2 separate regions of the Homo sapiens genome follow, and region 1 is linked to region 2. A link is a loop called in an ENCODE intact Hi-C map of the cell type or tissue named here. Cell type or tissue: heart right ventricle. All regions are shown on one strand. Links, peaks and the distances in the headings refer to the core of each region. The heading gives the core; the rest is flanking DNA.

Region 1 (10,500 bases), core at 4,603-7,102, 160 kb before region 2:
TTGGGGGTGTTACAGGTATGCTAAACTCTTTAGCTGCAGTCTATCTACCCATGCCAGATTCATCAAGATCCTCGATAGTGTCCTGCACCACCTGGTACCTGCCTGGGACCACACACTGGGCACCTTCAGTGAGATTAAGGTGAGCCGACCCAGCCAGTGCTGGTCTTGGCATTTCCCCTTCCTGCTCACGTAGTTGTTCATTCCTTAGCAGAGTTCCTAAAATCTACTCTAGGGCAAGACCTTTGCTGGGTCTGGGAACATAGGAAGAAAGCCAGAACAAATGGTCCAAATTTAGTGTTTGGGAGGCTGTTCCCCAGCCTCCTTGGTATTCCAGAGTGTGTGGAATACCCAAGGGCTATTGACAGCACAGGCAGGGCAGTTTGCGTGAAAGGTACATACAGGGAGTTACCAGCAGCTCAAGATGTCTTGAGAAAAGTGTGCCAGTAGGTGTGAGTATGACAGAGGGATGAGGGTGGAAGGATGTGGGCAGGAGACAGGTCCTGGTTGCAGAGGGCCCTGTGGGCCAGGCTGTGAAGCAAGGACTTTGTCCCAGGGTAGTGGAGCTGTTGGAAAGGTAAGGAAGGTAATGACAGTATTAGATTTTTTTGTTTTAGAAAGCTCTCCCTGGTGGCTGAACTAAGGAGGGGACTGGAGACAAAGACAGGGATGGACTAGACTTGAACTGAAACGGTGGAATTGGATACAGGCAGAGGGGAAAGTTCCAGGGCCTGGACGGAGGCTGACTGCCCACTCATTCCTGCTCTGGCCACCTCTCCTCACTAGCAAGTGAAGCAGTTCCTACTGCTGTCCCGCCAGCGGCCAGGCCTGGTGGCTCAGTGCCTGCGTGACTCTGAGAGCAGCAAGCCCAGCTTCATGCCACGCCTATACATCAACCGCCGTCTTGCCATGGAACACCGTGCCTGCCCCTCTCGAGACCCTGCCTGCAAGAATGCAGTCTTCACCCAGGTCTGCACCACCTAGGGTCCGACTGAGATAGGATCAGTCAAGGGCCAAGGGGGCTAGGCCAAGAGGGACCTGAACAAGTTCTTGGGGCAAGTATAGGGCCAGGTCTTGCTTTCCTATGACTCCTTTCCTCCTTGCCTCCAGGTATATGAAGGCCTCAAGCCCTCTGACAAATATGAAAAGCCCCTGGACTACAGGTATGGCATGAGAGTGAGGGACTTACTCGGGACACCTGTTTGTGCACACAAACACACACAAACACACACACACACACACACACACACACACAACTGCTCGAGGCACCCCTCGCCATGACTGCTTTTCCCAGGTGGTCTCTGAGCTGATGAATTGTGCTGCACCTGGCCCCACATAATGACAAATCTGCCCACGTTTTTTGCAGGTGGCCCATGCGCTATGACCAGTGGTGGGAGTGTAAATTTATTGCAGAAGGCATCATTGACCAAGGTGAGGCCCTGAGGGAGGATCTCAAGGGTCCTGCTTGCTGCCCTATCAAAGTGGTAGAGGCTTTTCACCAGCTAATGATGATGGGGGACCTATTCATTACCCCATTATGGGAGCTGGGCTCTTGAGTGCCCAGCTGAGGGCATCTGTCATTTCAGGGGGTGGTTTCCGGGACAGCCTGGCAGATATGTCAGAAGAGCTGTGCCCTAGCTCAGCGGATACCCCCGTGCCCCTGCCCTTCTTTGTACGCACAGCCAACCAGGTAATCTCCGTTTCCATCTCTGCAAACCTCCCAGGTGCCAGATTGAGCTAGAAAGGGGGCAGAGGAGGGGGCCAGATTGAGCTAGAAAGGGGGCAGGCACAGTGGCTCACGCCTGTAATCCCAGCACTTTGGGAAGCCGAGGCGGGCAGATCACGAGGTCAGGAGTTCAAGACCAGCCTGGCCAATGAAGTGAAGCCCCATCTCTATAAAAATAAAAAATTAGCCGGGCGTGGTGGCACGCGCCTGTAGTCCCAGCTACATGGGAGGCTGAAGCAGGCGACTCGCTTGAACCCAGGAGACGGAGGTTGCAGTGAGCCGAGATCACGCCACTGCACTCCAGCCTGGGTGACACAGTGAGACTCTGTCTCAAAAAAAAAAAAAAATAGAAATAGGGCAGAGGAGGGACTGAGTTGCTCAGGGCAACCTCTGGGCAGACAGGGAGAGGAGGAGCCACTGTGCATTTGAAGGGATCATTTAGTGGAAAATGTTCCCAGTGGAAAATGTTCAGGGAAGTCTTTGGGCCAGGAAAATAGGGTGTATCTCATGCCACACTCACAGCTCTGTCTCTGGGGCAGGGCAATGGCACTGGTGAGGCTCGGGACATGTATGTACCCAACCCCTCCTGCCGAGACTTTGCCAAGTATGAATGGATCGGACAGCTGATGGGGGCTGCCCTTCGGGGTAAGGAGTTCCTGGTGAGTAGCCTTATCCACACCCCCGTCCGATCAGCCCTGGCCCTTGGAAGGAAAGGCCAGCCAAACCTGGGCAGCTCAGGGTGAGAAGACAGTGGGGAGTGTTTGTCACACAGGTCCTGGCCCTGCCTGGTTTTGTGTGGAAGCAGCTTTCTGGTGAGGAGGTGAGCTGGAGCAAGGACTTCCCAGCTGTGGACTCTGTGCTGGTGAGTAGGACCTGGAACCAGTGTTTCCTCTGCCCAGCCCCTAAAGGTTGGTCCTCCCTAAGGCTGTTCTGTACCTTGTTCTTTCACCACACACAAGATCCCTCTCCAATCCATCCACTCCCATGGCTTCAACTACTGTCTGTAGACTCGTGACCCCTAAAATCCTGACCTCTAGCCCCAGCCTCTCCTAAGCCTGGGGCCATATATGTATCTGTACCCTCGACGTTTGCCCCAAGATGGCATCTCAGGCTCAGTGTGTTCTTTATCTTCTCCGAAGACTACTCCCCTCTAGGGCTCCTGCCTCAGAAGGGCACCATGTCCCACTCCTCCCCATCCCAAAGCCCACAGGGCCATCCTTCACCCCTTCTTCTCCCTCGCCACCATATTCTTAAGTCTTCCTCTGTAATCTGTTTGCTTTTCCTGTCTCACTACTGTCTCCCTGCCTGGTTGAGGACACCTTTCCTCCTTAGCTAATCACTTACTAAAAAGCTGGTGTCCCTGTCTCCGTTCTTACCCGTTTGGTCTCCATGCAGCCACAGTAATTCATTTCACTCTCCTTATTTAAACTCATTGATGGCTCGGCCCTGGGCTTAGGATAGAATGCAGAATCTGTAAAGGCCTTACGTGAACCCTGTGTCTCCAGCCACTTGGTTCACATTCAGGCTCCAGCCACACAGTTTCCTTAGGCCTTTTGCTCTTTCCAGCTTTCTCCAAGATGTTCTCTCTCCTAACTTCCCTTATGTCCCAGCCATCATTTGGGTCTCAGCTGAGACACCATTTTCCACAGGATGCCTCCTCTGGCCTCCAAGGCTGGTTAGGTGTTGTCTTGATGCTTTTACAGCTCTTGTACTGACACCCTCATTCCCTGCTGCCTCCATGGGGACTGCCTTGCCTGGCTGTCTCTGCTTCCCTGTGAGCATCTTGTGGAAAGACAGGGACTATCTCCACAGTGAAAAGGTTACCTCCCTGCCTCTCTCCAACCCCTAGGTGAAGCTCCTGGAAGTGATGGAAGGAATGGACAAGGAGACGTTTGAGTTCAAGTTTGGGAAGGAACTAACATTCACCACTGTACTGAGTGACCAACAGGTGGTGGAGCTGATCCCTGGGGGTGCAGGCATCGTCGTGGGATATGGGGACCGTTCTCGTTTCATCCAACTGGTCCAGAAGGCACGGCTAGAGGAGAGCAAGGAGCAGGTAGTACCCAGAGGCTAGTAGAGCAGAGAGCTTTGGCCCCTCCTGAGCCCCAGCTCCTGGGACCCAGAACACAGCCTGTAAGCCACCAGTACTCCAAGAACTCTGGCCCCCACCATTCCTCAGTGCCACCTTTCTGCTGCTAAAAGGCCACAGTGATGCCCCCCAGTGTGAGGCGGGAGGTGTGCCCTCTTCCCCAGCCAAGCCTTTTTACCCACTCCCCAGGTGGCAGCTATGCAGGCAGGTCTGCTGAAGGTGGTACCACAGGCTGTGCTGGACTTGCTGACCTGGCAAGAGTTGGAGAAGAAAGTGTGTGGGGATCCAGAGGTCACTGTGGATGCTCTGCGCAAGCTCAGTGAGTTCCCCAAGGCAGGGCAGGGCAGGGCAGCACAGCACAGCACAGGGGTTGGGGCTCAAGGACTGGGCAAGATGAGACCCAAGAATGAATGCTGGCCTTGTCTCCACCAGCCCGGTTTGAGGACTTCGAGCCATCTGACTCGCGGGTGCAGTATTTCTGGGAGGCACTGAACAACTTCACCAACGGTCAGTGGAGGAGGGCAGGGTGACACCTGGGTTTGGACTCTGCTGCTGAGTTGCAGAGGCAGGGTAGAAGTTGTAGACCCTCCCTCACCATCCATGCAGGCACTGATTTCCTTCTCCCTCCAGAGGACCGGAGCCGCTTCCTGCGCTTTGTCACGGGCCGCAGTCGCCTGCCAGCACGGATCTACATCTACCCAGACAAGCTGGGGTGAGTGCTGGAGGGAGGCCTGAAGGTGCCATGGCCGCCTTCTGTCCTCCCTCCCCACACACGTACATGTGCCCCAACACATCTTCCTGACCTATGGTCCCTCAATGCCCCCAGCTACGAGACCACAGACGCGCTGCCCGAGTCTTCCACTTGCTCCAGCACCCTCTTCCTGCCACACTATGCCAGGTGGGTTTTTTCCTAGGCTCGATTTGGGGCCCAGGGGACCCCATCACCCCTGGTAGCGATGTAGGGACCTGACCAAGTCCCCATTCCCACAGTGCCAAGGTATGCGAGGAGAAGCTCCGCTATGCGGCCTACAACTGCGTGGCCATCGACACTGACATGAGCCCTTGGGAGGAGTGAGGCGTGCCGCCGGCTGTGGGACCAGCAAGACTGCACGTGTCCCTCTTGGCCTTGCCCAGGGCGAAGACACCTTCCCTGCCCTGGTTTGGCTGACGTGCTCAGCAAAACCCCATGTGCCCTGCTCCTGTGTGCAGTTGGGGTAGGGGCAGCTGGCATGGTCAGGTAACACTAGTGGCCCAGCCCCGCAGACCCACAAGCCCTACCCGTGCTGGGGCTTGCTTCCCGAGGTATTTCACCTCTTAAGAGGGAATCTTCCACAAGCCCAGCACAAGCTGCCAGGCCTGAGCTACTTGAAGGGGGCCATCTAGGTCCCCAACCCATGGACTTTGCCTCCATTTTCAGCTCCGCCTTTTTTCTCCTATTTTCTCTCTGGCTTTCTTCAGCCATGACTCACAACTAAAAACATAAAACACTGGAGGTTAGTGGAGGCCCCTCCCCAAGCAGGGAGCCTGGGATGGGCAGGGAGTGATAGCCAAACTCCTTGGTCACCTGCTCCAAGAAGGAAGCAGTAGCTGAGCACCTGCCCTCACATTCTGCTCTTTTCCCCTCTCCCTCCATACCAGAGATGTGGTGAGCTCTGTTCTTCTACCAACCCAGTCTCAACACACAAAGTGCCACCACCTTCCCTGACTCAGAACCCACATCCACTCAATGTGAACTCTACTACCACGACCTCCCCATATTCCTCACTTCTCCATCACCTCCAGCCTGACTCCCTGTCTGCCCTTTCACCCCCAAGATTTTGCACAGGTTAAGGCCAGTTATGGCCTTTTTGAAATCTGTAATAGCTCCCCTTTCCCCAACTCTAAAGCCTAGACCTTAAACCTGTTCCTAGAGCTATGCACACCCCTGCCCCAGTTTACCGTTCCTCCCTCAGGGCCTCCGTGACACTCCATGAAAAGAAGTTCTTGCATACCGGAAAGTTGAATAAATGGATGAATTCATTCCTTCAGAATGTGTTTATTGGGCCCTGGGCTTAGGCACAGGGTCACAAGGAGAAATTGACTTTAGTGTCCTACTCGGAGCCAAGAAGATGGATGTGAAATGCAAGTAGAGGTTTCTCAGTGACAGACTTTGCACAGTTACATATCTGGGGCTGAGCAGAGACGTAAGGGCCCCACTGCGCAGAAAAGGGAAAACAAGCAAACAGGCTGGCCTGGCATTTTCTGGCATGGATATGGTGATTTGGAGGATGGGAGTCCACTTCTGGAGCCAAGTGGGCAGAAGAATTTGACATCATAGAAGACAGAGACGGGAGGGCTGACAAACCAGCCAGGTCAGGGTTGTTGACAGAAGTGGAGGAAGTAGTGTCTTTATTACCCTGCCCCCAACCCGTTGCAGTCCTTTTTGGGTGTTTGTTTGTTTGTTTGTTTGTTTGGGTCTCTGTTGCTTAGGCTGGCGTGTAGTGGTGCAGTCACGGCTTACTCCAGCCTGGGCCTCCTGGGCTCCAGTGATCTTCCCACCTCAGCCTCCTGAGTAGCTGGGACCACAAGTATGCCACCGCTTCTGGGTAATTTTTTGCAGAGATAGGGGTCTCCCTATGTTGAACAGGTTGTTCTCGAACTCCTGGCCTCAGGCATTCCTCCCACCTCAGCCTCCCAGAGTGCTAGGATTACAGGCCTGAGTAGTCTTCAAGAACAAGTACCTGGGGCCGGCGACTCATACCTGGAATTCCAGCACTTTGGGAGGCTGAGGTGGGCGGACCACTTGAGCCCAGGAGTTGGAGACCAGCCTGGCCAACGTGGTGAAACCCTCTCTCTATTAAAAATACGAAAATGAGCAGGGCTTGGGTGCGTGTCTGTGGTGCCAGTTGGGAGACTGAGGTGGGAGGATCGCTTGAGCCTAGGAGGTGGAGGTTGTAGTGAGCCAAGATCATGCCACTGCACTTCAGCCTGGGCAACAGAGTGAGACCCTCTATCCAAAAAAAAAAAAAGGAGTATCAGGGAGAACCCTGTGTACGAACAGTCCCCCTACACCCCCACAGTGGCCAGTCACGCTCTCAAGCACAGCCCCAGGGTCCCAGTCGTCTCAGAGTCCAGGTACAATGTGAGACCTTGTGGTGGCTGATTGTCCAGATAAGTGGCTTGGCGGAGTCTCGCCCTGGCAACTCTTCCCCTTCTTGTCCTCTAGGGCACTCCCTGACACTGCCCTAGTTGGGAAACTTACTGTGCAAGAGGTTGATCTCTGCCTGCACTGTGTGCACCCTGAGACCTATCCCAAAACACGGAACTTGACAGCTCAGTCTCTCGGCTGCCACCGCCTCCCCTGTACCCCTGCACCTTGGGTGGTGAACCCCCTTCCCTTCCAGGAAGCAGAAGGCACAGAAACCCCCAAGGCCACCACTTCCACCCAGCTCTGCTCTTCCCAAGTCAGGGTGCACCTCTCCCTTCTCTCCCCTCAGGAAAGGGCCCAGGCCACGTGCTCCTACAGGAAGTAGCCAGTTTCTGTGCCTGGTATGGTCACATGAACTCTTTAGTCCCTTTTTTACTCACACTGTATATTTTGTAGCCTGCATTTCATTTAACCCTTCATTCATTCAATAAACTAATATGCATCAAGCCCCTAGGTCAGGCACTGCACTAGGTGAATGGATAAAATCGTGGCTAAAGCAGTGATAATTTTTACCCTTATGGGATTTAAACTCTAATGGGAAAGACATACAAACAAAGAGTTGCATAAACAACACTTAAGAACACTTTTGTAAAAGCTACAAAGAAGTGAAAATTGTTAGGGGACAGAACAGGATCGTTCTAACCAATGCAGCTCAATGAAATGCGAAATTCCTAAGGCATGTAACTCAACACAGAGGCCAGCTGAGAAGACTGTTGAGTACTGTGTTGCTGGAGTGTAAAAGAAAGAGAGAAATGAGACTCCAGTCTTATAAGGCCAGTTTTAGGATTTTATAATGAGCAGCCCTGAGGGCATTAAGCAAGAAAGTGACATAACTATATTTGCCTTGGTGGCTGTGTAGAGAATGGGTTGAGAAGGATACAGGTGGCAGGGATTAATCAAAGCAGGAAATGATGACGACTGGGCCAAGGGGGCACTCATTTTAACCATTATTATTATTATTATTTATACAGCGTGTCTGTCGCCCAGGTTGGAGTGCAGTGGCGTGATCTCGGCTCACTGCAACCTCCGCCTCCCGGGTTCAAACAATTCTCCTGCCCCAGCCTCCTGAGTAGCTGGGATTACAGGCGCCCGCCACCATGCCCGGCTAATTTTTTATTTTTAGTAAAGACGGCGTTTCACCATGTTGGCCAGGCTGGTCTCGAATTCCTGACCTCATGTGATCTGTCTGCCTTGGCCTCCCAAAGTGCTGGGATTACAGGCATGAGCCACTGCGCCTGGCCGACCATTATTTTTATAGGTAGCAATTGTATTACATTATAAGGAACTTTCATAATTTGTATTTATTTTAAAACCTCTACAGATGGACATTAAGATTGTTCACAAATTTTCAACACTAAAAACTACAGATGTTGCAATAAACATCCTCATGCATATACCATTGCAATATCTATTTATTTCCTTAGAATAACTTCTTAAAATGACTTCATCAAACTGCGAAACTGCCCTGTAAGAAGGATGAATCAATTTTCATTCCCTCTAGTGTCTATTTCCTAAACTCTCACCACCTTTGAGCATTAACACTTAAAAATGTTTTTTGTCAATTCAGTGTGCTGGAAAATGGTAAAATTGTTATGTTTTATTTGCATTGCTTTGTTTACTATATGGAGCCATTATTTTTCTTCTTTATGAGCTATGCTTCATATATTTTTGTCCATTTTTCTGTTGTCTTCATTATATTTTTCTTATTGATTTGTAGCAACCTTTGCATGGTACTAAAATAATAAAAGCTTGGTAGTTGCTGATCATCCTCTTAGCAAAGCACTGTGCTAAGTAACATACATTTACTGTCTTGTTTTATCTTTTCAACAACTCTGTGAAGTAAGTACTATTACTATGCCCTTTTCCAGATGAGAAACCTAGAGCAACGAGGAATTAAATTACTTGCCCAGGATAAGTGGTTAAGTGATGGAGATTAGGATGGTAGTCTGCCAGCTCCAAAGCCAACTGACTCAGTAACTGAGGTGTTATATCCTAATCCCTTTGTCCGTCATGTCAGGTGTTGCAAATGTTTTCCTAGTCTGTCCTTTGCCTTTTAATTTCATGCATGTTCTTTTCTAATGTAAAAAGTTCAAAAATTTTTTAATAATTTTTTTTTTTTTAGATGGAGTTTCGCTGTTGTTGCCCAGGCTGGAGTGCAATGGCGCGATCTCTGCTCACCGCAACCTCTGCCTCCCGGGTTCTAGCAATTTTCCTGCCTCAGCTTCCTTAGTAGCTAGGATTATAGGCATGCGCCACCACGCTCGGCTAATTTTGTATTTTTAGTAGAGACGGGGTTTCTCCACGTTGGTCAGGCTGGTCTCGAACTCCCGACCTCAGGTGATCCGCCTGCCTCAGCCTCCCAAAGTGCTGGGATTACAGGCATGAGCCACTGCGCCCAGCCACATTTTTTAATAATTTATTTATTTTTGTTATGATTATTTTTTTAGACAGGGTCACTCTGTCCCCCAGGCTGGAGTGCAGTGGCATAAGCTTGGCTCACTGCACCCTCCACCTCCAGGCCAAGTGATCCTCCCACCTCAGCCTCCCAAGTAGCTGGGACTACAGGCATGCACCACCACACCCAGCCAAGTTGTTTTTTTTTTTTTTTTTTTTTTGTAGAGCTAGGGTCTCAGCATGTTGCCCAGGCTGGTCTTGAACTCCTGGGCTCAAGCAATCTGCCTGCCTCGGCCTCCCAAAGTGCTAGGATTACAGGCATGAGCCACCACGCCTGGCCAATAATTTTTTATTTTTCATTTTTGTGGGTATATAGGTTTATATATTTATGGGGTACATGAGATGTTTTGATACAGGCATGCAATGTGTTATATTCACATCAGGGTAAATGGGGGTATTCATCCCCTCAAGCATTTATCCTTTGTGTTGCAAACAATCCAATTATACCGTTTTAGTTGGTTTGGTTTGGTTTGGTTTTTTGAGACAGAGTTTTGCTCTGCAGGCTGGAGTGCAGTGGCATGATCTCGGCTCACTGCAACCTTCACCTCCCAGGTTCAAGCGATTATTCCACCTCAGCCTCCCAAGTAGCTGGGATTACAGGCGCAAGCCACCATGCCTGGCTAATTTTTGTATTTTTAGTAGAGATGGGGTTTCACCATGTTGGCCAGGCTGGTCTCAAACTCCTGACCTCAGGTGATCTGCCCAACTCAGCCTCCCAAAATGCTGGGATTACAGGTGTGAACCACCATGCCTGGCCTCTTTTAGCTGTTTTTAAATGTACAATTAAATTATTATTGACTATAGTCACCCTGTTGTGCTTTCAAACACAAGGCATTACTCATTCAAACTCTTTTTTGTACTCGTTAACCATGCTTATCTCCCCTTAATCCCCCCACTCCCCTTCCCAGCCTCTGGTAACCATCCTTCTACTCTCTATCTCTATGGGTTCAGTTGTTGATTTTTAAACCTCAAAATGTTTATGAGCTCAAAATTTTTTCTTTGTGGAAGAACCTATATTGGATATATACCATTGGGAGGCAATATACT
Region 2 (10,032 bases), core at 4,182-6,681:
TTTTTTTTTTTGAGACAGAGTTTCACTCTTGTTGCCCAGGCTGGAGTGTAATGCTGCGATCTCGGCTCACTGCAACCTCCACCTCTTGGGTTCAAGCAATTCTGCTGCCTCAGCCTCCCGAGTAGCTGGGATTACAGGCATGCGCCACCATGCCTGGCTAATTTTGTATTTTTAGTAGAGATGGGGTTCCATCATGTTGGCCAGGCTGGTCTTGAACTCCCGACCTCAGGTGATCCACCTGCTTTGGCCTCCCAAACTGCTGGGATTAGAGGCATGAGCCACCGCGCCCAGCGCCCTCAATGTTCTTATAGTGAAGTAGAGGAGAGTGGTATAATGATGTAGGAATAGAGATATATATTAGGTACAGTGGTTTCACAAAGCAGGAAATGGACAGTGCAAAAGGGAAGGCATCGCATATTAGAGGTGCTACGTTAGGGCACATAGGGTAGTAAGAGTGCAACAGGAAAAAATGGAGGGGGAAGCATTCTAGGCAGAGGGTTGTGCCAAAGTTCAAAGGTATAAAACAGGGCCAAGTGCGGTGGCTCACGCCTGTAATCCAGCACTTTGGGAGGCCAAGGCAGGGCAGATCACTTGAGCCCAGGAGTTCCAGACCAGCCTGGCCAACATGGTGAAACCCCATCTCTACTAAAAATACAAAAAAAAAAAAAAAAAAAATTAGCCATGTGTGGCGTCATATGCCTGTAGTCCCAGCTACTGGGGAGGCTGAGGCGGGAGAATCACTTGAACCCAGGAGGCGGAGGTTGCAGTGAGCCAAGATTGCGCCACTGCACTCCAGCCTGGGTGACAAAGCAAGACTCCATCTCAAAAAAAAAAAAAGGGATTAAAACAGTATGGCTTACTGGCAAAATGGAGAATAGTGGGAAATGAAGCTGGAGAGGTAGGCAAAGATGTCATGGAGGGCCTTATGGGTTTGACCTTTATAGAAATAATAATAGCCACAACTTATTGAGCATTCACTTACCTTTAACTCATTGAATTCTCACAACAACCCTATGCAGTAGGTGTCATTATTTCCATATTATATATGAGGTATTGCCCTTTCTTATCTCCGTTTATCCTTTTAGCCTCATTTCTTACCCTTATCCCCTCATTTCCTATTCTCTGGCCACACCACAGTATTTCATGGTCCCCTTTCTCCCATCTCACTGTCTTTGCCCTTGCTGTTCTAACAGCCTAGAATCCCTTCCATCACTGCCTGTAGAAACTATTCACCCTTTAAGACCCAGTTTCAGTTCTCCTATTTAAAGCCTCACCACAGCCAGGTATATAGACAGTTGGTCCCATCCTCCTGCATAGGAAGGTGCTCTCTCTCTCATATCCCTATTTCCAAGAGCTTCTCAAGATCACAGCCACAATAGTAGAGAAATAAATTTTTGTGAACACAGAATTAGAAGCAGTTGGGTTTGGCTGGGCGTGGTGGCTCATACCTGTAATCCCAGCACTTTGGGAGGCTGAGGCTGGCAGATCACCTGAGGTTAGGAGTTCGAGACCAGCCTGGCCAACACGGTGAAACCCCATCTCTACTAAAAATACAAAAGTTAGCCAGGCGTGGTGGCGGGCGCCTGTAATCCCAGCTACTCAGGAGGCTGAGGCAGGAGAATCGCATGAACCTGGGAGATGGAGGTTGCAGTAAGCCGAGATTGTGCCACTGCACTCCAGCCTGGGTGACAAGAGCGAAACTCGGTCTCCAAAAAAAAAAAGCAGTTGGGTTTGAAATGTCATCTTGCTGCCAGTTCTCAGAAAACTTTTTTCCTTTTCTTTTGTAGCTAAACGAGTGAATGAGGTGATCGTGGGGAATGACCAGCTCATGGAGATCTGAGTTCTGAGCAAGTCAGACTCCTTCCTTTTGGCCTCCAAAGCCACAGATGTTGGCCGGCCCACCTGTTTAACTCTGTATTTATTTCCCAATAAAGAAGGGCTTCCAAAGGCATGCTGGAGACTTGTGGAGCAGTCCAAAGCTCCATGTCAGGTGGGCTCCAGGTGTACACAGTGTATGTTCATGTGTCATGTGGTAAAGATCATCTGGAGCAAGTGTGTGGGACAGGACAGATACAGTGGCCTAACTCTTGTGTGCCAAGATGTATCGGTGGGGCAGCAGCTGTCCAATGTAAAGCTCCTAGGAAGGCTACTTTCTGACTGGCTGACCCAACCCAGTCCTGAAAGTATCCCTCACCTAAAAGGACCTGGGAGTACTTCAGTCCCTTATCCTAATCAGCCTTTCTAGACCCATAGGCCTAGCTGCTGGCAGTGCCACGCCTGAGCATCAGCCCAGGACTCTGCTCCCATACCTACCATACAGATTCCCAGCCCCTTCCCCCACCTCACCCACAGCCCCACCCTCCATGCTCACCATTCACTCCCTCTCCTCCCAGCCTCTAGCCATTTTCCCTAGTTCAACTAATATCCCTTGGAGACTGAACAGAAGCAGGGGCAGCCCCTGCCTAGCCAACAAGCCTATTCCCACAGGTTCTAGTGGAGATAAGAACATGAAGAGCCATGGTCTGAGCCAAGCCAGACCCCGCTGCACCTCACCTCACTGAGGTTTGCCCAACCTGGGAAGGAAGAGCCAGGAACCTGTATCATGGCTTGAAATTCCTTCTGACTCTCCTCCAGCTGCACTCCTTTATATCCTAATTCTGCAGACTCTCCTGCTTCAGATAATTGAGGAATGAAATTTCCATACTCACAGCCCTTCTAGAGGCCTATCCACCTTCCCTCCACCACCCCTGCTCCCAAACACACATTCACTCTGCTCTCTCCCTGCATTGCTTTTACAGCCTGCAGGTGTTTGGTGGAAGATAAAAGTGGTTCCTGGGGTGAGATTTCACCTCCTAGAATTATCAAAGTAAAGGCTTCTCTTGATGTCTTCACTGTGGGTGGCAGTAATTAGAAAGAATTATTTGAAATACTGGTTTCTGCATTGCTTCAAAAACCTCAAGGCTCTCAAGTTTACTTGAGTAATCTTGCCTATCTTAGTCATAGAACTTGTGAGAGACTCCGTGAGTATTTCTACCCTGGGGGATCTCCACCTCTGTCAGCCTTCTTGAGAGCCCTGGTGCTCCCACTGGTCAGAACAAGGCTCCTGAAAGTTTGCCCTAATCAGGCAGGAGCTGAAATGGCCCGGCAGAAGTGGTTGAAACCAATAGGGCTGAGAGGGATGTGGGGATAAAGAGCTGTGGTGGTGCCCAACATGGTCCCCTTTGGAACTGAAATTAAATTGGTGGGGCCTAGATGGTGCTGGAGACAGAGTCCTGGCCTGGGTGGAAGAAAATCTGTCCTCTGTAATGTTGTTTGGTTTGGGTCAAATCACTCTCTCCTCTCTGACCTTGAGTGTTTCCATCTGCAAAATGAGAAAGTTCGACTGTTTGAATGTTAAAGGCCCTTCTGTTTCTCAGGTTTTGTCCTCTTTCCCAGAGCTTTCTTCCCCTTAGGGTCTCCCAAGGAGCCAGAAGATTGCTCCTTGAGCAGAGAAAAGGGTTGGGAGGGAAAGTGCGGTGGAGGAGTAAAGGGCATTGATTAAACTGTCTCAGAGCCCTCCTATGTACCCTTTCCTGTCCTTCCCCATGGAGCCCTTAGAACCCCTGACAGTGAGACAGAGGAAAAACCTCTCCTGTGCCTTCCCTTTGCACAAGTCCATGGAACGGCCTCTGCATCAAGGAAAGGAAGGAGCTGGAGAAAACAAAAGGTAAAAGCTTTCCCAGAGGAAGGTGTTGTTGAGTTTGAGTCCCAGCTGGGAGCAGCCCCCAGCTCAGGACACTGCTGCTATTGTCTGACAGTTCCAGGACTGGCTGGGTGCCCAAGATGCTTTGATTTTTCTTCTCTTTGCCCTGTTTGTCTGCCAGAAGGCAGGGACAGTTTTTGTTTTCTTTTGGTAGCAGCTACAGAGGGGCTGAGTATGTCTGAAACATAGTGAGCAACTGAATGTCCACTGGCCGGCCACCTCTCCATGGACAGAAATCAGAAAAGCAAGGCAGGCAGAAGAGTTAATAGGGTCTGCCCTGCCTCTCCCAGTGATGCTCAATGAGGGAAGTGGAGGAAGAGGAGAAAGGGGACCTCGAATGCCGAATCAGGGAGGACCCTGGGGATGTGCTGAGGAACAGGGTTCCGGGAGCTTGCCGGGTCAGACAAAACTTGACAGCTGCTACTCCAGGAATCCATCCCCCAGTTACAATTCATCCTTGCCTGCTGGCAAGAGTTCCTTGAGCCGAGAAGACTGCCACTACCCAGGATGATTGCATCAGGGGCCTTCTGCCATGGATAAATGGGGAGCTGCTGCATTGGTTCTTAGCCTCTCTCCTTTCCCCATACTTGAAGTGAGGGCCCATAAGCTCCTGTGAGCCTATAAGACTGCCAAGATTGCCCTCCAAGCTGTTCCCCAAGGCCAAAGGTCGAACTTCTTCCCAGTTCTTCACTACTTTACTATTACCATCCCACTTCCATACTCAGTGGAGAGAGGGAAATTGTGTTTAGCTGTAGCCCCAACAGGAATCTAGGGCCTGCATGGCCTAGTTGAGAAGTTGTTTCTATTTCCAGAGAATTGCAGGGGATACACTTTCTTTATCCACAGCTATCCCTACTCCTAAGGAGGTACATAAACCAGGCCTTTGTATGCAGCTTTCTAAATAGTTAAATGTGTCTGAGGAAGGGGGAGGCCCATGGAAAGGACCACCCAGACAGAAAGTCTAGAAAGCTCTGCTCTAATGAAGCTGACCCAGAGGGAGAGAGACTGGGCAGGAGAACACATTCTACTGGAAGCCAGTATGACCTGTCCTTGGCCTGAGCCATCTGCCACTACCCAGGATGATTGCATCGGGGCCTTTCTGCCATGGATAAATAGAGAGAGGCTGCATTTGTTCTTAGCCTGTCTCCTTCCCCCACACTTAAAGTGAAGGACCATTCCCTAATCTCTGGCTGCAGCCCTGGCACCAAATACTTGATAGGTACGCCAGGCGCGGTGGCTCACGCCTGTAATCCCTGCACTTTGGGAGGCCAAGGTGGGTGGATCACCTGAGGTCAGGAGTTCAAGACCAGCCTGGCCACCATGATGAAACCCCATCCCTACTAAAAATACAAAAAGTTAGCCCGACGTGGTGGCGGGCGCCTGTAATCCCAGCTATTCAGGAGGCTGAGGCAGGAGAATCGCTTGAACCCAGGAGGTGAAGGTTATAGTTAGCCAAGATGGCACCACTGCACTCCAGCCTGAGCAACAAGAGCAAAACTCCATCTCAAACAAACAAATACTTGATAGGTGCTATTGGCCTCAACCTGCCCACAGGGAAGGAGCATACATACCCAGGCTTGGCCCCTAAATATAACAGGTGGTGATGGGGCTGCCCAGGACCCCCACTTCCCTCCTCCACATCTCAGGGTCATTGACTCTGCTTGGCCTAGATAACAGAAGCAGCCAAAAGCTGGCGAGTGAGAAGCCTAGAGGAATGCCAGAGAAAGCAAGCCTGCCTTGCCTCCACCATGAATTAACTCCCACATGAACCCACCCCTGAAGCCAGACTGGTCACTTTACCCAGCACTGTGTGTATGTGAGTGTGGGCTGCCTCACTTTTCCTGGCACTGTTCCTCAGCCATATGTATTATCTCATTTAATCCTTATGTTAATGTCAGAGATTATGTGACTTCCCTGAGATCTCACAACCAGCAAATGAAAGATCCAGACCATGAGCCATTCCTTTTCCTTTTAGATTCTGTCATCCTCCCACCTCTCCCATCCAGTTCCTTTCACTTCTGGAAACATCCCTGAGTACCCCCAACTCAGTGGTTTCCCCTGTGGTCTCTGTGCTCCCCCTCAGGCTATGAACTTCTAAAAAGCAGGTACCCTGCAACACCAGAACCCAGCAAAGGAATGGACACATAAGAGATCCCAAGGCTGGGCGCGGTGGCTCATGCCTGTAATCCCAGCACTTTGGGAGGCCGAGGCGGGTGGATTGCCTGAGCTCAGAGTTCAAGACCAGCCTGGGCAAAACGGTGAAACTCTGTCTCTACTAAAATACAAAAAAATTAGCCAGGCGTGGTGTCACGCGCCTGTGGTCCCAGCTACTCGGGAGGCTGAGATGGGAGGATCACTTGAGCCTGGGCAGTAGAGGCTGCAGTGCACCAAGATCATGCCACTGCACTGCAGCCTGGGTGACAGAATGAGACCCTGTCTCATTGAAAAAATTTAAAAAAAGGAGATCCCAAGACGTTTGTTTCATGAGTCAGTAATGAGATTTAATTAGATTGCTTTTATCCTGTTATTTGGAGAATATCTCTAGTTTAGGCCCAAAACACGTACCCAGGACCAGTGGAAATGACAGTGAAACAAGCTGTTCTATCATAAAGGAGGCTGCTTGCAGAAAGAGAAGAGAAGCCTCTTTATCCCTTCCTATTCCTGGGGTCTATGGCTTTGGCTCTGGCTGAGCTTAGCTGGGCTCAGGAAACCATTTTGTTTGGGAGAAGACAGGTCATTTTGTAGCTTGGAGCAGCCAGACAGCACTAGGCCCTAGGTTGGAAAGGCTGGAAACTGTAGACCCATTTCTTCCATCCTAGTCTTTGAACTATAAGGCAAGAGGTTTCCTTAATAGACAGACTTGGCCTTGGAAGCATCCATAGAAATGGTGGACTTTGTCACAATTGTTAGCAGTGATGGGCCTATGATGAAAGCAGAGTCCCAAGGCCCAAGTGGTTACAAATCTATTTATCCATGGACCTTATGTCTTGCAGAGTCTGGTAAAAAGGAAGGAGATTAAGACTTACTTAAAGCATAGCATCGGGAGTTGTACTCCTGATGACAACCAGTGCTGAGTCCAGGCCACTCCCTGTCTTCAGCTATTGCCCCAAGAGCAAACTAGGGGCCCATACAGACTTAAGTTAGAGGCTGTTTCTATTTCAGAGACTTGCTAGGGGTACAGTTCTTTTTAACCTTAAATTTTTTATGTTATCATTATTATTGTTTTTTGAGGCAGGGTCTCACTTTGTCGCCCAGGCTGGAGTGCAATGGCACAATCACAGCTCGCTGCAGCCTCTATCAACTCTCCTGCCTCAGCCTCCCAAGTAGCTGGGACTACAGGTGTGCGCCACCACACCCAGCTAATTTTTTATTTTTTGTAGAGATGGGGTCTCACTATGTTGCCAGGGCTTGAACTCCTGGCCTCAAGCAATCCTCCCGCCTCAGCTTCCCAAAGGGCTGGGATTACAAGCATGAGCTACCATGCCACTTTATGCTCAGCAGGACACACTCTATAACAGGGAGAAGAAAGTGCTATTCAGGTAGGCTGCTTTTCATGTGCAGTTACTGTTTGGCCAACAGCATCATACATATATTAGTTCCTCCATAGGCATTTTTCTGGGTGAATGGACAAATGGAAATGGCAAACCTGTTAGGTGTTCACCCCTTCAACCTAAATGTTCCTCTTCCCCAGGACTGAGGCTCTAGAGATGATGTTAATTTGCACAAGCTTTCAAAAAATCAGTTGAGCAGTGTGTATCAAGAGCCATAAAAATGTTCATACTCTTTGACCCAAACAACCCACTTCTGGGAATCTGTCCTAAGGATATTCTCCAAATGATTGATTACAAAAACTACATAGTAACATGAAATATTTATGATGGAATGATTTTTTTTAAGTCTGGAAGAACTGACCAAGAAATTTGCCAGAGATAATAGTAGTTGTGTTAGAAAAATTAGCTTATTGTAGATTCATTTTCTCTTTCTCAAACTTTACATATTGGAATATTGATTTTACCCTACTCTGCCACTTGAGGTTTATCAATCAGGAACCCAATAGAAACAGCACACTCAGATAGGATAGTTGAAAGTTTAATAGAGGGACTATTGCCTCTATTCTTCCCAATTTCCAATCCTTTACACCCTGAATTCTGCAACTCTTAGTGACTCACTCAACAATTATTAAGCACCTATTTATTGTCTGGTGAAGAAGGCAGACTTTCAAGTACATAAGTTTTTGTGTCATAAATGCAATTATACATATATAAATTGAGTTGTTATGCAGAGCACAAAGAAGCAATTATCTGCCAGGAGAGAGACATGAATCAAGGAAGGTTTCAAAGAGGGGGTAGGCTGGGTACAGTGGCTCACGCCTATAATTCCAGCACTTTGGAAGGCCCAGGTGGGCAGATGACCTGAGCCCAGGAGTTTGAGACCAACCTGGGCAACATGGCAAAACCCTGTCTATACAAAATTACAAAAATTAGCTAGGTGTGGTGGTGCACACCTGTAGTCCCAGCCATTTGGGAGGTCGAGGTGGGAGGATCCCTTGAGACTGGGAGCTCAAGGCTGCAGTGTGCTGTGAAGGCACCACTGCACTCCAACCTGGGCAACAGAGGGAGATCCTGCCTCAAAAAAAAAAAAAAAAAGGTGGGTTTTGGGGGTGATTCAAGTTCAGTTTTTGAAGATTATCTGCCAAGACAAAAGGACCAAAACATGTACAAAGGCAGGAACGAGGGAACACTGATGTGAGGGAACTATGGGAGAGAAGGCTTTAGCTAGATCACACAGGGCCCTGTGCTCCAAGTGGGCCTTGTGCTTTGGAGCTATCAGATTTGCATGTTAGAGAAATGACTCTGGTCTCAGTGGAGAGAGTGGACTGAAGAGGGCAAGAATGGAAGCCGGGAAGAGTGAACAGAAGAAATCTTGGGCTTTGATTGGGTCGGAAAGAAAGTGTGGCCCTACCCACTTTGATGCCATCTCTAAGACCTACTGCTACCTGACCCCCGACCTCTGGAAGGAGACTGTATTCACCAAGTCTCCCTATCAGGAATTCACTGACCACCTCGTCAAGACCCACACCAGAGTCTCCGCGCAGAGGATCCAGGCTCCAGCTGTGGCTACAACATAGGGTTTTTATACAAGAAAAATAAAGTGAATTAAGCCTGAAAAAAAAAAAAAAGAAAAGAAAAAGAAATTGTGGCCCTAGGCCGGGCGCGGTGGCTCACGCTTGTCATCCCAACACTTTGGGAGGCTGAGGCGGGCGGATATCCTGAGCTCGGGAGTCTGAGACCAACCGGGGCAACATGGCGAAACCCGTTCTCTACCAAAAATACAAAAAGCCGGGCGTGGTGGTGCATGCCTGTGATCCCAGCTACTCGGGAGGCTGAGGTGGGAGGATGGCTTGAGCCTGGAAGGCGGAGCCTGCAAGCCGAGATGGAGCCACTGCACTCCAGCCTGGGTGACAGAGTGAGACCCCGTCTTAAAAAAAAAAAAAAAAGTGTATCCCTAACAGAGCCCGCAAAGGCCCTTTCTCAGCGTAAGCCTCTGGACTTACACTTGGCCGGCGCTGCGCCTCTCCGGGATCCCCCTCCCTCCTCCTCCCTGGGGCCCCGCGGGCGGGAGGGAGGCGCGGGGTGGCCCAGCCTGGGTGGTCTCCCGCCCCGCCCCCTGCGGCGCCGTTACCTAGCAGCGGGCCGGGCCGCGCGGCTAGGGTAATTTGCGGGCCCCTCAGCCAATGGGAGGGCGTCGCCCCGGCCAGCTCCCTTTTCTGGAGCTCCAGCCGCCTCCCGGGGACTGCAGTTGCCACCTCGAGCCCTGCTGTGCGTCTCGGGCCAGCAATTCCGCCTGCGCGCGGGACCCATTCCTCCTCCAGCCGCCGCGGCCCACGGCCCACGGAGCGGGTGAATCCCGGCGCCGCGCCCCGGACCCGCAGCTCCCTGCACTCCTCCCTCCCAGCCGCTTTAACACCCACACCCCACAGTCTCTCCCACGCCCGCGCCTTGGCGGCCCCACTGAATCCCTACGCGGGGCCCAGCGGTACCGGGAGACCGGGCTAGCCTATGGGAGCGCCCAGATAACGCGGGTTGGGGGCGCCCGCGCCCCCCATCCCCGCCAGCATGACTCGATCGCCGCCCCTCAGAGAGCTGCCCCCGAGTTACACACCCCCAGCTCGAACCGCAGCACCCCAGGTGAGTAGAGGGGGAGCTGGAAGAAGGAAGAGAGCGGAGCCAGGTCTGTCACTCGGGCCTCTGCAAGGTTTGTGATGTCTTGAAGTGCCGAGTGTCATTAGA

What was found. Hi-C counts contacts between places; a loop is a spot of excess contacts. Peaks named below come from ENCODE experiments on the same cell type or tissue, not always from the same donor. Only the 100,000 strongest peaks of a DNase experiment are listed, where the experiment ranks them.
Region 1: a loop joins it to region 2, with 3 times the contacts of the local background. A loop is called at or near these places in 70 of 110 quality-filtered maps.

Annotation. Positions count from the first base shown.
Region 1 is chr1:44,997,879-45,008,378 of GRCh38, reverse strand. It overlaps HECTD3 (HECT domain E3 ubiquitin protein ligase 3), which reads left to right. Exons shown (of 21, transcript NM_024602.6): 9 at 58-139; 10 at 784-966; 11 at 1,108-1,160; 12 at 1,364-1,428; 13 at 1,584-1,687; 14 at 2,263-2,382; 15 at 2,496-2,585; 16 at 3,573-3,779; 17 at 4,002-4,131; 18 at 4,245-4,319; 19 at 4,443-4,524; 20 at 4,639-4,710; 21 at 4,803-5,831. The coding sequence ends at 4,887. Among named protein-coding and RNA genes, the nearest start is that of HECTD3, 8.2 kb to the left of the region's middle. In heart right ventricle, for the core only: no CTCF peak of the experiment used is centred there; no DNase peak of the experiment used is centred there.
Region 2 is chr1:44,842,759-44,852,790 of GRCh38, reverse strand. PTCH2 (patched 2) reads left to right here and starts at 9,538. Exons shown (of 22, transcript NM_003738.5): 1 at 9,538-9,930. The coding sequence starts at 9,859. EIF2B3 (eukaryotic translation initiation factor 2B subunit gamma) reads left to right here. Exons shown (of 12, transcript NM_020365.5): 12 at 1,788-2,269. The coding sequence ends at 1,840. RefSeq lists a silencer at 9,323-9,592. In heart right ventricle, for the core only: no CTCF peak of the experiment used is centred there; no DNase peak of the experiment used is centred there; H3K27ac peaks cover 687 bases.